Linked DNA regions of Homo sapiens: region 1 is linked to region 2. A link is a loop called in an ENCODE intact Hi-C map of the cell type or tissue named here. Cell type or tissue: psoas muscle. All regions are shown on one strand.

Region 1 (8,000 bases), 490 kb before region 2:
CAGATGTGGTGGTGTACACATGTCATCCCAACTGTTCAGGAGGCTGAAGCAGGAGAATCGGTTGAATGCAGGAGGCAGAGAGATTGTAGTGAGCCGAGATCACGCCACTGCACTCCAGCCTGGGTGACAGAGAGAGACTCCGTCTCAAAAAAATAAATAAATAAAAGAAAACAAAAAAGGGCAAATTAATTTGAGTCTTTACCTGTATCTCTCGAGTGACATTCAAATGGAAATATGGTTTATAATCTCCAGTCCCTCTTCCTCCAGGCTCCCACTCTCTCATGCCCTGTAGCTTCCTCAGGATCCACCTCCACCCACCATTCCTGTTTCCTTTCCCTGCCTTTTCTGACACAGACCTTCCACAATGAACCTGATCTGAAAGATGACTGTGAGTTAAGATCAGGATGGGGGTGAAGTGGCACAGAACGCTGAGCAAGAAGCACCAGAATTTTCCTCTGGGGTTATGGGAAGGGAAAGCTGGGAATCCGTGTGCATTCATCATTGTCCTGATGTATTGTTCATAGGAATCTAGTCATTCCCCACCCCGAGGCTAGAGAGGCCAAGGGAAACTTTAGCTATACCAAATTGTGAAATTGAAATTTGTATTTAGTTCCCTAGCTTCCCTTTTTTGCAAATTTTCCCACCATTCAATGACTTATACGTTTTAAAAACACTTAAGGAATGCCTTCTATCTGCTCGTAGTTCAGAAAGAAAGAAATATTCTAGAGAGCTAGACAGACAAGTAAACAAATAATTACATGAGTATAATAAACACTATAATAGAGTTGTAAGAGTATAATATAAAACAATGATTATTTTGCACTTCCCCCTTCCCAGAATCTAGTGGCCTAAACAAGAAAGCAGTTTGTTTCTCTTTTATGTAACGGTTCAAGTGTAAGTAGCCAAGGGATGCTATGGTGGTTCCACGGTGATGGGGATCCAGGTTCCTTCTGTCTTGTTGCCCATTCATCCCTTAGGGTGTTCTGCACAAATAACTCACCACCACATCTGCTGGGTCTGTATGCCAACTAGCAAGGGAGTAGGGGGAGAGAGAAAGGTACTTCCTTTAAGGAAGTAGCCTGGAACTTCAATTCTGCTCATAGAATATATCATTTAATCACATCTAGCTGCCAGGGAGGCTGGGAAATGTGGTCTTTAGCTGGATGGCCATGTGCCACCAAAAGCTTGTGTTTTGTATTTACTAAATGAAGAAGGGGAGGATGGATTTTGGGAATAACTCATAGTCTCTGCTACAAATTACAGCTAATTCAATATTCCCCAAGATTATGTTGGCCAAAAAATAATTTGTTCTCAGTAGGAATGGCTTTTAACCCTACAGTTTCCCCTACATCTCAGAACGCGACCGCGAGATGTAGCTGAAATCTGGAAAAGCTACAGAACACTCAAAGGGGAAGTAAAAGACAGATCCTTCTGGTACAGGCAGTATAAGGCTTTTGCTAAACAATTCAAGGATCTAAGCTAAGGAATCTGGGTGGCAAACAGCATTTGGCTTTCCTCCTAACACATGTGTTCCACCTATTCATGATGAAAAAGGAGAGAGTACCTAGAACTACTCAAAGTTTGAGATTTATCAGCATGTAGCATCTGCTCCCATCTATTTCCATCCAGGTGCTGCACACCAACTTTAGTGGTTCCTCACAGTCCCCACAAAATTGCTCTTCATCTTACACTTCACAGTCAACCTCAACAACGCTCCAACAACCTTGTAGAAGAAGTACCAAAACTTCCACAAGGTTGAATGCCTAGAGTAGTGGGAAGGGTATGAACAAGAGGGGTGTTTGCAAAGCTTACCTTCCCGTTAAGAAGGATGCACGCTAGATGGGTCAGATGCTGCCATTTTGATACAGACTTTGAGGTAGCTATTTTGACCAGACTAAAACCAAACCACTGGATTTTTATTTTCCCAAATAAAAACTGCTTTAATATTTTTATCTGATAACAAAACTAACAAATACCCACTTTGAAAGAACCTGACAGTGCCAGAAATTTTGCACCGGTGCCTAAATAAAATAAAATAAAAGCCATCCAATACAAAATACTTGATGGGTATTTTTCCCCCAGAATTGTTCATTGCATAGGCATAAAAATTGCTGGTTGGATTTTCTGGGAAACAGATTCTGAGACAGAGTTTGCTGTATAGCATCTCGTTGAAGAATTGTCCTTGGGGTTAACACCTATGGAAAGAAGAGAAATAAAACAAAATTGGATGGAGCGAGAACTCCAGCTAATCATAGGCGTGACAACAGACTTAGCCTTCCCCACGAGGACTGTACAGTGTAAATGGCGCATCAGAGTTGTTCTGTGTTGGGCTGAAGTGGCCTGGCCTTATACTCCTACCTCCATCAGGATGTGCCCACCCTACCTGCTCAGGAGAGGTGACTCTGCAGCTGAGGCAGTCCTTGAAGGGACAGCTAGGGCAAAATGTCCTTCTTTGAAGGGAGATCTGGGTATGTTTCATCTACCCTACCCTCCATGCACGCACACACACGCACACACATACACGCCATATATATAGCTTTAAACAAAAATATGATCATATTATCTATGCTCTTATGACACTGACATTTTTTGCTTAGCAACATAGTGTAAACATTTTCCCATGACCCAAAATATACATCCCATTCATTTTTAATTACTGCAGATATTCTATTGAGTTGTACAATACTTCATCAAATACCTGTTGATGGGCATCTGAGAACCTTCCTAATTTTTGTCTCTACAAATAACTTGATCATGAACATACTAATGTTTGTATCTTTTCACACATGTGTAATTATTGCCATAAAATAATTCCCCCAAGTGGAATTGCTGAGCCAAAAGGTTTGCATTTTTACATTTTGAGGTATAATGCTAAATTACCTCCCAGAAAGCTGCACCAGCCTACCAGAGCACTGAGGGTAAGCCACATCAATCTTTTTTTTTTTTTTTTTTTTTTTTTTTTGAGACAGAGCCTCGTTCTGTCACCCAGGCTGGAGTGCAGTGGCGCAATCTTGGCTCACTGCAACCTTCACTTCCTGGGTTCAAGCGATTCTCCTGCCTCAGCCTCCCAAGTAGCTGAGATTACAGGCATGCACCACCATGCCCGGCTAATTTTTGTATTTTTAGTAGAGACGGGGTTTCAGCATGTTGGCCAGGCTGGTGTCAAACTCCTGACCTCAAGTGATTCACCCACCTTGCCTTCCCAAAGTACTGGGATTACAGGTGTGAGCCACTGCACCCGGCCCACATTGTTTTCTTAATAGCATTCATTAATGAGATGTTAGGTTAAAGCTGTTTCATATCTTGACAGATTGTAATTTTTCATTTATTTTTCCCTTTGTGAATTATCTCTACTCACCCTTTGCACATTTTTCTCTGGTTTGCAAGTATCTGTTATATTGAGGTTAATAAATCTGTCTGGTATATATGATACAGTATTATTTCCTAATGCATAGTTTGTGTCTTAATTTTTTCTTTTTCTTTTCTTTTATCTATTATTTTTTGAAAAAAATCCATTAAATCCATCTCTTGTCTCTTTTAGAGATTCTGGTTTAGATGTTACTCCTTACCAGTTTCTCTCTACCCTTAGTTTATAGAGATATTCATCTGAGTTTTCTTCTGGTACTTTTATAAATCCTCACTTTCACATTTTCTGTTAGTAAACAGTGTAAAAAATAGACATTCTCTCATCAGTGCACTTCTTAATCTCATCTAGTTCTCAAACCACACTGAGTTACCTGTTACTGAGAAAAGTAATAAATAAAACATTGGTTTTACATTTCAAAATGGTCATTTTGATGGAATTGCATCTAGTTGGCTGCTTTAATAGTCTTACTCCGTCAGAAATGCCCCTAAATACCTGCCATGGGAGGCTGAGTTGGGAGGGGGTTTCTTTCAGCCTCTAGCATGCTAACCTCAGGCAACCCACTGAGGTGTGAGCTAAGGGCACACCTGTGTGCAAAATGAAGTTCCAAAAGTCAGCACCTCTTCTAGGCATTCTTCCTGCTCACCCCTACCTTACCCCACAGTTTCCTTTCCTCCCACACAATTGCTGGCTACAGGTTTCCTGGCTCTGTACCAAGATGTCTCTAGGGGTTATCCACTCTGCTTTTCCCTCCTGGCTTAAAAAAAAAATAACTTTACTGAGGTATAATTTACATACCATACCATAAAATTCACGCCTTTAAAATCCATACTGCAGTGATGTTTTACAAAATTTACTCAGTTGTGCAACAGGTACAGTCTGGTTTTAGAACATTTTTGTCACCGCAATAAAGTCCTTCATGCCCATTTACAGTTAATCCCCATGCCCTCCCCAGCCCCAGGCAATCACTGATCTACCTTCTATAGAGTTACCTTTTCTGGGCATATCAGATAAATGGAATCATATACTCCTCTAGTTTTGACACTGCCTCTTATCTCCAGTGAGAAATTCCAGATTCGGCGTCAGCTCTGTGGAAACTGACCTGCCAACCAAATGCAGGTTCACATAGCTAATAGATGAGAGCTCTGACTCAAGTCCAGTTCTTGTGGTTCCAAATTCTTTTCAGTCCTTCCCACATTCCTGATCTGGCTACATTTTCAATGTTGTATGGAAAAGTTGGTGATGGCCCTTTAAAATAAGTCGCAAAGATTACTGGCCTTTTGATACACATGGGCACTGATTTCATGACTCTTTTCAGCCACCAGAGGGTGCCCCAAAGATCTATCTTTGAATTGGCTTTTGCTTGTTACTGTTAGACATCTAAGAAAGAGAATGTGAGTTGTCACCTGATTCTGGGTGAGTTTTTTTCCAAAATACTTTTCCTCTCTGAGTAATTGCAAATAGCAATGGAGAATAAAAACTAGAAACTGTTTTTTTGTGCACATTGAAAGGTTTTTTTTAGGCTTTTAAGAGAGAGATTTTTTTAAAATATAATAAAAAGGGAAAATACAGACGATTTAAGAAACTGGTGAAGAGTTCTTAAATTATGGCAATCCAGCATGACAGATATCAATTAACCAAAATATTAAGGTGTTTTTGCTAATCTTTTGCATATTTACATAACTAAGTCAATCCTTTGAGGGAGAAGGGAAATGGAAACATATTTTTAAATTAAGTTACCCAAATCCAGTATCTGCATAGCTAGAATTAACTGGATAAAAATTCAGTATGACAACTGAATTTATCTTTTGAAAAATAATTTTAAGGCCCGGCATGGTGGCTCATGCCTGTAATCCTAGCACTTTGGGAGGCCAAGGCAAGTGGATCACCTGAGGTCAGGAGTTCAAGACCAGCCTGGCCAACATGGTAAAACACCATCTCTACTAAAAATACAAAAAAAAAAAAAAAAAAAAAAAAAAAAAAATTAGCCGAGCATGGTGGCATATGCCTGTAATCCCAGCTACTTGGGAGGCTGAGGCAGGAGAATTGCTTGAACCTGGGAGATGGAGGTTGCAGTGAGCCAAGATTGTGCCACTGCACTCCAGCCTGGGCGACAGAGCAAGACTCTGTCTCAAAAACAAAACAAAACAAAACAAAACAAAACAAAAAAACCAACAACAACAAAAGAAAAATAATTTTGTTGTGATGTTTTTGCAGCTATCTGTACTAAAAGTGGCTGAATTCATTTGTCAATTTTGACTTTAAGAAGCGCTTAGCATTGCAGTCTCCAGGATCCAGAGGGCAGATGTATCTCTTGACCTCCTCCAACTGAGCATCTCCTTCATTTTCTTTATTCTGGATGGATGGATGGGTGGTTGAATGGACAGAGGCTGCTCAGCAGGCAGGATGACAGCTCCAGGGAGCATATTCAGAAGAACTTGATGATGAACTCTACTAAGGACCACACCTGCCACTTGTCCGTCACTGGGTAGTGACATATGTCTGGTAGTGCTATATTCCCTTCAAGGACTGTATGATCCCCAGAAATGGCTGCAGCTGTAGAAGCAGTATTAGACCCAAGTCACAAGGCATGGGTTTCAGGGCTGGATCTTCCCATACCTTGCGATGTGTCACTTAACCCTTATGTATCTTCTCATTTCTAAAAATCTATAAAATGGCAATGATAATAATATTTGCCCTAATTATCCTCTTACAGGGATATTTCAAGGATGAAATGGAATAATAATGGATAATAATGGAAAATAATGGATAATACTAGACAAATACAAAGTACAATTATTATAGCACTGTGCCTATGTGAGAAAGACAGAAAAAGAGGCAGAGGTAAATACTCAAAGACAGAGGAAAGAGAGAAGAAAGAAGCTTGGAGAGTGAGAGGGAGAGAAGACAATCTCCATTCCAAAGGCACGATTCTTCCTGCAATCATGCTAAGGTATAAAAGGTCATCTTTCCTCATTTTTATACAGTCACCCCCTCTGAAGAATAGCAAATAATCCATTCTAGTCTCAGGAGATTATTGTACTAATATTATTCAAACATCAGAACCTTTAAAATGTGTTTATGCTTTTCCGTGAGGATTAGTTGCTTTTAAAATATAAATGTCCCAACAAATCCCAGGATTGGATAGTGCCAGTTAAAAATCTCACATTGACTGGGATGGAAAGGCCAAGAATTGACTCACCAGGAGTGGGAAAGTGTGACTTTTACCCCTACCCTTCACTTGACAAGTAAGTCATTCTTGAAAACTCTGCTCCTAAGTGAAACATTGCTCAATGGCAGCTGTTTCCATTATTTTTAATGGGAAAAGTTCCTGTGTGTTCCACTCCATGTAGTCAGCTCCCTAGGTGCTGAGTGTTTTCCTGAGAGACACTTGCTTCCTCCATTTATGGCATTTACAACATATGATGAGATGCATCAACACTTGGGCTGGAAACTGGATTTACGGATGCTGTTGAAAAGGGTAGATGACACTGAAAGGAAGATGTGTAGAGCTTCCAAAAATAGCAAACCTTCAAGTACTGTCCAAGCATCAAATTCTATGCAATTAATTAATAGGCTAATGAGGAAGCACAGCATTCTGGTCACATGGGTAAGGTCCCTGCAGTCTCTGGAAGGCAGCATTTTTATTATGGGCTTCCATTCCAAATGGCAAGTGATCAAGACTCGGGCCGTCGGATACCCCCTGCCTAGAAGTCTGTTTAAACTGATGAAACCATAATGTCAAAATGTTACTTTAAAAAATTGTGGTAAAATATGCATAGCATAAAATTTACCATTTTGATCATTTTTAAGAGTGTAGTTCATGAGCATTAAGTGAATTCCCAGTGTTGTGTAACCATCACCACTATCCATTTCCAGAATGTTTTCATTATCTCAATCAGAAACTTTTTAGCTGTTAAATAATAACACCCGATTACCCCAACATGCAACCCCTGGTAACCATACAATACCACCTTTATAAATGTATTCATTTAGTGTGTCCTGGCATGAGAAAGTCACCATACGAAAAGGAAAAGTGGCAGAGTTGTTATATGAAAAATAGTAAAACTCTGCAAGAGTTGTTCTAGTGAAAATCATAAACCTGTCTGTCTTGTCTTAACACGGTGAGCATCAGAATTGCGCAGCGATCTGGAGTGCTCCGATGCACTGGGAGCAAGATGTGTTTGCTGAGCGCACAAAAGCTCCCACATGAGTGGTGGCTGTATTGGACAAAGTGAGAATGTTGAGGAATCCCCTATGAACCCAGAAGGAGCCCAGGCAAGCTGGGAGGTGTAGGGGCCTGTCTGGGGTCAGGAACAGGGGCTCAGAAGGAGCCCAGGCAAGCTGGGAGGTGTAGGGGCCTGTCTGGGGTCAGGAGCAGGGGCTCAGAAGGAGTCCAGGCAAGCTGGGAGGTGTAGGGGCCTGTCTGGGGTCAGGAGCAGGGGCTCAGAAGGAGCCCAGGCAAGCTGGGAGGTGTGGGGGCCTGTCTGGGGTCAGGAGCAGGGGCAAGGCCATGCTCCCAACCAAAAAATGTATGGCAATCATCATCTGAACTCTGAACATTATTCCAAAGGAAAACATTTAATTAGTACCCAAAGGGACATTTTTCTGTAATTTGAAACACCTACCCAATGAT
Region 2 (8,000 bases):
AAAAAGCAAGCTGTTCCCCAACCTCCTTGGGCACATATTGTCACCACATCCTGAGGCTGTGTCACGGGTGCACCCTTAACCTTGCCAAAATAAATTTTCCAAATTGATTGAGACCTATCTCAGATACTTGGGCTCACAGGGGTTAACTGGGCTTTCTCTATTATTTCTTAAAAGTGCACGTGAATCTACAAGTATATTCATAGTTTAATTTTTAAAAAGGCAATAGAAATAAATTTTAACTAGAAGAAATGACTACTATGTTGGATCAATCCCTGCTTTAAGAAAATTTATCTTTCAAATAGTAACAAAATGTATGTGTATTTTGCCATACCAAAAAAAAAAAAAACCCAAATCATTGCTGTATGAAATAAAAATATCCATTACAATTCTAAATTAGTGAATACAGTAATTTAATTTTCAGATAACACAGCCTCCCTTCTGATGGCATAATGAGGGGTTACTACATGGTTTCCTCTTCAGCGAAGTTACTTATCCTCAATGAATAGTAATATACAAATGACAGGAGGAGAGGATAGATTGCCGAGAATTAGCGTATCAGCCCTCTCATTTCCTGATGTGTGTAAGTTTGAGGAACCCCAGGTTTAACCCCACATCAGTGGAAGTGTGGGAAAGGACAGACCCAGACAGGAACAGGCACTGTTCGAGTACACTGTTATCAAAGACAGTGGTTCTCAAACTCAGAGGGCATCAGACTGCCAGGGGGAACATGTTACCAACCAGACTCCCCCAGACACATCTCCAGATATTGACTCTGTGGCTTAGGGGTGTGGCCCAAAAATCTGCATTTTTATCAAGCACCCCAGTGAAACCAGATTTTCGAGAACACTGCTCTCAGGCATGCTGGGAGCTGGCCTGGGTCTGAACTGCCCAAGCAGTGACTGCAGCCCTCAGCAGAACAACAGATTTTGGTTATCTTCCCTTAAGGAAGATTAAAGGGATTCTCCTAGTTCAGGAGCTTATAAAGCAAATTACAAGATTAATTGCTAAGAACTGAGTTCACACCAAGTAATGGACTAGATGTGGATGCTTAACTGAAGAGGAGAGAAGAATATTGGTGGCCACTCTGCTGTGAGGATGAACCCATAGCCAGGTGTTCCCCAGAGCTCTGGAAAATGACTGGGTGTGTGAGGAGGGGGATTTTGAAGGAAGCTGGTCTTCCCAGCACTGGTTAGGAGCAGCACGAGAGGAATATATTGTGATCTTGCTTTTTACCCTTATGAGGACCAAGGTAGCTTGGGAAGCAGCTTGTTCCATACAGACGAAACAAACTGCAAACAATAAACATTGCCTAGTCCTAGATACTTTCTTTAAGCTCTCGGTTTTGCCACTGTATTGGGCAAAAGGCTCCATATAAAATAGGAACTTGTTGGGGGAATGGAGAGATGATAGCTAGAGGGTACAAACTTTCAGTTATAAAATGAGTAAGTTCTGGAGACCTAACATACAGCATGGTGATGATAGTTAGTGGTAACCTGTACTTGAAATTTGCGAAGGAAGTAGATCTTAAGTATTCTCACCACACACACACACAAACACACACACACACACACACACACACACAGAAAAAAGGTAACTATGTGAGGTGATGGATATAATTAGCTTGATTGTGGTGAACATTTCACAATGTATACATACATCCAAAAATCATGTTGTACATCTTAAATACTGTATATAGTACAATTTTTATTCCTCAGTTATACCTCAATAAAGCTGGAGGAAAAATAGGAACTTTATTCCTGTCTGCTGTCACAGCCACTTTCTCAACTTGTACCATCTCTCAGATCTGTTTCTGATCCTCCTAGCTACTAACTAGCTTCGTTTGTAACTTCTTTTTCACCCGTGTCTGCCCTTCTGCATCGGTTTCTTGGCTATGACTTTTGCTTCTCTCAGTAGTAATCCTGATTATTCACTTCAGCTGCTTTGCCCTGATCATATCAAGTACATGCTCTTTTTAGCTTATTGTTGCTCCAGGAACGTCTACACCCTGTTTCATCTGGATGAAGATGCTCTGCCTACCAAGGTGCCCCATCATCTGGCCACCCCCGAGTGCTGCGGATGGTGGCTGTAATACCACTGGTGAGGAACTTGGCTAGAAGTGGCCAGAGTAGTGTCTCTTTTCTTCTGCCTCTTCTTCTTTCAGCTATCCAAGTTTGGTCTTATCTGCTTGGACATTCCATATTTGGTCTGTTTCACACTGGGTCATAGTCCCTGTTGACTCTTGTCTTACAGGACTTGTTAAGGAATGGCAAGTGGTATCTTCTCATATGTCAATTCTAATTGATTGTTATTGGCAGCAGTGAGTGTGGTGTTAAGAGGAGTAGGATCTGACCTCAGTGTGCCATAATCAATTAGTCATGCCTCCCTAGGGCAAAGATGCGGGTAGAGTTTTGCATTCTGAGAGGCTGACATCTTTGGACTGGACAGTTTCTTCTTTTCTTCAGGGCTGATGCATTCACTGCAAGTGCCTCACATGATCTCTTTGCATTCCTTTACTCAAACCCCAATCTTTTAGTAAAAAAACTATTTCTAGTGCATTAGCATTTTCCATTCATATTTGCTATAAAAAAATCTGCAAAGCAGAAACTGCAGGAATTGTGTCTTTTCTCCAAAGAGAACATACTCTGCCAAGGCCTTTCGCAGAATCCATTTTGCAGCTGTAGTCTGGGAATTGTACAACTCTTCCTAGGTTCGTATTGGAAAAAGAGTAGCTTCTGGGCTGAATGCTATCAGGAAAGCTGTCCCCAGTATTCAAAAGCTCTTTCCTTTATGGCTGTTTCTTATCTTTTCCTATCAATTGTCCATAGTTACTGATCTCATAGGACAAAATGTCTCTGTCTTATAGCTGAAATGTGAATACCTAAATCATGGAGGTTAGCACACCCAGTTACATTACTATTCCCTACACAAAATCAGGGCATTTCACATCCAGGCATTCCTACCCATGTTCATTGTTTCCTACAAAGTATCATCTTCACAAAGGAGCACTCACTCAACTTACCTTGTAGTGGAAGAGAAACAATCCACAGAACAGGCTGTACAAGTCTGCTGTGAGCAAGGAGAGGTTGACTGAAGTGGCACTGGTTTTCTTTATGACGACTGGCATAAAGCTGTAGAGACCAAACATGCAGGCACTAAAGCCAACGTAGAGCAGTCCTGGGGGAAGAGTAAAGAGAAGGCAGCGTCAGGGCCTCCTCCAGGGCATCTTCAGCATCCACAGCAGGAAAGAAGGGGAAGAGTGCACACCACTTGTCACTCACACAAGGCAGTTTCTCTTTTCCCCTATTCACTGATGTTTATTATTGGATAACACAGTACAAAAATTAAACTAGATTAAAAAAAATTAAGTGTGAAAAATGAACTTTCTGCTTCTTATTGCATTGCTGACATTTTGCTTCTTCTGGGAAGGAGTGCCTCTTAGTGGCGATAGTCAGAACACAGAATCAAGGTTTTTGAATTCTCCCAATTGTGCTGTAATCAGCTTTTGCTACTCATCTATTTTGAAACTTTTTTTTACCTCTTAGTTTTTAATTTGAGTAATAGCAACAAAACTGCTTGCTATCATGTATTGCCCACAATGATGAATAACTACGTAGTCTTTAAAGTTGAAGAGCTTGCATGTCAAAGAGACCTGGACTTAGAATACTGAATTAGAATCTTGACTGTGTGGCCTTGGGTGGACGAATTCATTGCTGGGAATACATGATGATCTGTCAGTCTCCTCCAGATTTCTGAATTCTGTTCTGCTCTACCCAAAACACACAGAATCCTGCCCTTCCATCACATGTCCTGGCATACTGTGAACTCTCACATGTGGGCTTTCATGACCTTAAAATACTATGTGGCCAATCTCTCATCCTCAAATCTCTCTCTTTCTCTGTAATTATGCCTAGACATGGGTACTCTGTTTTGCAGGGTCCCAAGCAGGAGTTTACAGCTAAATCTATACTTTCCCCAAATGTTGATACAATGCAAATGTAAAAAAAAAATAATGCTCTTTTCTCCACCTTGAAAGAATAAGGCATAGGATAAGCATAAGTGCTAAAATTCAGTGTCTGCCTTGGTATTACAACATAATAAAAATAACCTTTCCAAAGGAATCCTTGATTAAATGTATCTGGTGTGGGCTGTGGGCAGATTTGCTTCCTCTGACTTAGGGATTTTGGGGAGTTTGGTAGGTACCGAATATCTGGTCTTTCTGACTATGAAGACCAGGGATTCATCCAAAGATAAATTGGGTTTACCCATATGAAAAGTGCTTAAGGGCACAAATCATCGTTCCATATGAAAGCCACATCAGATCTACAAAAAAATTATTCTGAACATAAGTAAGTAAACTCAGTACAACAGCCCCCTCTAGCGTGGTAGAAGTGCCCTCAGAGGAAGGGGGAACAACCACTTTCCTATTTCGGAAAGGTAAAAGTCCTACGTGTAGATTCTATCGCAGTAATATTAGTTTGGTTTTTAATTCTCTATCAGAAGCTTGAATTCTCTAAAAACGGACCGTTTTTCTGCATGTGGGTTTCATGCTCCCTGTAGTGCATTTTCCTTTTAACCAAACTACTAAAAATGCAATAAGTATTACATAACTTATGACTAATACATGAAAAGACATAAAAATTAATTTGGTACTCCTTAAAGAAATCTGTGATTAACAGACTAGGGACAAGATCAATCCTCAAATTAATCCACTAAAAATAATAAAACTTGATCGGAACACAATCTAGGCACCAGAGCCTTGTTTCCGTTTTTCTTTTGTTTTTTGAAGGTGTCACTGATTTAAATACCATGACTGGGTTAGAAAGTTCCAGAATAATACCCTTCCATCATTTTGCGTGGACTTTGACTTGTGGGCTCTGTTGGTATATTCACTCATTTATTCAACTATTATTCTCTGAGTACTAACCATGCCCTGAGCACTCTGCTGTGGGCTAGGAACAATGAAAAACAGGATAGACAAGAAGCTTAGAGTTGCTATTAATGCTATGCAGAAAGACAAGTGTTTCTTAAAGAGAATGTCAGGAGCTTGCTTTAGACAGGGTGGTGAGGTAGGGCTACTTTGTGGAGGTGGCATTTACCTCGAGTGCTGAAGGACCAAAAGGAGATTGCCAGGAGAGGAGCCAAGGAAACCTGCACATGAAAAGTTCCTGAAAGGGACAGGGCCTCAAGTGTCCCAGATGCTGACCAAGGCCACAATGGCTGAGCAGAATGAAGAGAACGGGCAGAGGAAGCTGGAAAATTGGGAAGGGAATGGATTATGCCAGACCTTGCAGGTCTCAGAAAGGAATGTGTATCTTATTCTAGTTGTACGAGGAAGCCATTGAGGAGTTTGCGGCAGCTGACTAAAAGAATCTGATCTACATTTTCAAAAGGTGATTTTGGCTACTCTGTGGAGAAGGGATTGGAAGGAGAAAAGCATGGGACCAGTTACAGAGACCAGTTAGAATGGCGGTGTCACAATCCCGGCAAGAGAGGCTGGTAGCTTGCTTGGTTTTGCTCGAAACGGCAGTGGAGAAGGGAAGTGGTCTGTGAAGACTCAAGAAGCCCTGGTGATAGACTGATGTAGGTGGTGAGGGAAAGGAGAGCATGGAGGATGCCCAGGGGTTCTGGCTAATTTAGAAACTAGGTGAACTGTGACGCCATATACTGAGATGGAGGGAGCTAAAAGAGGACCAGATTTTCAGGAGAAATAAAATGCTCCATTTTGAATGTGTTGTTTTCGACGCTTATGCATTATCCAAAAGGATCTGTCCAGTAGGGAGCTGGATATATAATTGGAGGACTCAGAGAAGTGGTGAGATTTTACAAGCCCAGTTGGTGAGCAAAGGAGAGTAGGGAAATAAATACATGGCACTTTGCTAACCAGGCTACCTTATGATGCTTCCAGCTAAAATATTCTCAACCTATTTTTAAATGTTGCAGAAATTAGAGGTAGGGGGACAGGAGTGGAATATATACACTATCACAATTGACAACTAGGTCAACCGATGTTTTTGCATGTGAATATACTGTTTCCCAAGCAAAGCATAGCCAGCCTAGTTAACACATGATTAAATTGAGAGTTGGAATGCAGTATCGTTGCCCTTCCTTGGCTGTTCTTAGATGGACATTAGATAGTTAATGGACATTAACAATGCCTCTGAAAGTCCAACTTGCTGTCCAGGTAGGGTTTTCAATTGATCAGCATGATCATACAAATGAACTGAATTACTTTTTGACTGACAACTACAAAATGGCTGCAGTAACTACATTTATAACAGAGTATGTGTATAAACATTTCCTCTTGGAATGTTCTCTCTCTCACTAAGGATAGAATTTGATCACTCTTGTCCTTATGCACTAAAGTGATTTAAGCTACAGAGATGGGAAATACTATTATCAGCTAATATGGATTGAGCACTCACTATGTGTCATGTACTTTATGTACAGTAATTAATCTCCACAACAGTGTAATGCTGATAACTATTGCTATCCTCTTTATACAGGTTAGGAAATAGGCTTATAGAGTCAAGAAACACAGTCCATACTGGGTTAAATAGAGGATATGTTATATGGAGTACAAGTTACAAAGGTGTTCAAATGGGTGATGGGGAAACAGGGATGGTGAGACAACCTGAAGATTAGCAATACCAGGGAGTTACTCACAACCCAAGAGCTAGGGAAATACAAGAGGGAGGCCACATTACCTGAGATCAGAAGTTAGGGAAGCCCAGCAGGGGTAGAATCACAGAGGAGACTCAGCCACATCTAGAGGAGATCTGACCCCAAACAGAGGGACACAGAGAGAAACAATGGTTTCTTTCTTTCTTTCTCCCACCTCCAATCTCCCTCTACTGCCTCCCATTGGCCAAAACTGACTGGAATCCAGTTGACAAGGGAGGCTGGGATGTGGATTTGCATAAGCAGAGCAGAGGAAAGGGTAAAAGATGGATCTGTGAGTAAACAGGCAACAGACCAGCTTACAGGGGTTAAGTAACTTGCCCTTAGGTCACATAGGCAGCCTGACTTTAAATTCTGAATACATAACACTCATCTATATTGTTTAATTATTATAAAGAGAAATAAGGCTTTGAAGGAACATCCTATTTGACTCCTATCAATACCTCAGTTAATATTTTATATATATATATATATAGAGAGAGAGAGAGAGAGAGAGAGAGAGAGTTACTATATATATATAAAGTATGTGTCTGTATATGCTACATATATTTGATTTCGTCTTTTTCTTTGGGATTTCAGTTGTGTTCTTTCTCTTTATTTTGAACATACCAGAGTTTTAAAATATTATTTGTAATTCTTAAAAACAATAGCTAGGTTAGATGACTTCTCAGAACATATGCATTAGGTTAAGTGTATAAAGGGCACTGGGCTGGCTTTGCTCAGATATGTAATGCTCGTCAAGTCACCTCAACTCCCTAGGCCTCAGATTCAACATGGGTAAAAAGAAAGGTGTATTGTTTTTTTTTTTTTGGGACAGACTCTTGCTCTGTTTCCAGGCTGGAGTGCAGTTGCGTGATCCCGACTCGCTGCAACCTCCGCCTCCTGGGTTCAAGTGATCCTCAGCCTCCTGAGTAGCTGGGACTACAGGCATGCACCACCACACCCAGGTAATTTTTGTATTTTTAGTAGAGGCACGGTTTCACCATGTTGGCCAGGCTGGTCTTGAACCCCTGGCTTCAAGTGATCCGCCCGCCTCAGCCTCCCAAAATGCTGGGATTACAGGTGTGAGCCACTGCACCTGGCCAGGAAAGGTGTATTCTTAATTATCCTTTAGGTCTTTTCCTGCTCTGTAGTCCCATTATTCCATATTCAGGGAGAGGCCAAATCTTTCTTTTGTTTTGGCCTCCAGGAAAAACACTAAAACCAAAACCAAGACAAGCATCAACCACAACATCAAAAGTGAAGAAGGCCCCTGCATACCACAAGCCTGTGCTCACTGACCCGGCACACTTTTTCTTTTCTCTGACATTTGACTTTCACAT

Evidence for each region. Peaks named below come from ENCODE experiments on the same cell type or tissue, not always from the same donor. Only the 100,000 strongest peaks of a DNase experiment are listed, where the experiment ranks them.
Region 1: it touches region 2 in a loop (3-fold over the local background); 56 of 110 quality-filtered maps call a loop at or near these places.

The regions. Positions count from the first base shown.
Region 1 is chr6:118,773,418-118,781,417 of GRCh38, reverse strand. No RefSeq gene overlaps it. Among named protein-coding and RNA genes, the nearest start is that of ASF1A, 120 kb to the left of the region's middle. In psoas muscle, a CTCF peak has its summit at 4,679 (motif pointing right); a DNase peak (open chromatin) is centred at 4,677; H3K4me3 peaks cover 610 bases.
Region 2 is chr6:118,280,358-118,288,357 of GRCh38, reverse strand. It overlaps SLC35F1 (solute carrier family 35 member F1), which reads right to left. Exons shown (of 8, transcript NM_001029858.4): 7 at 3,020-3,174. Among named protein-coding and RNA genes, the nearest start is that of PLN, 260 kb to the left of the region's middle. RefSeq lists a silencer at 7,977-8,000. In psoas muscle, CTCF peaks have their summits at 3,420 and 4,394; no DNase peak of the experiment used is centred here; H3K4me3 peaks cover 289 bases; H3K27ac peaks cover 1,782 bases.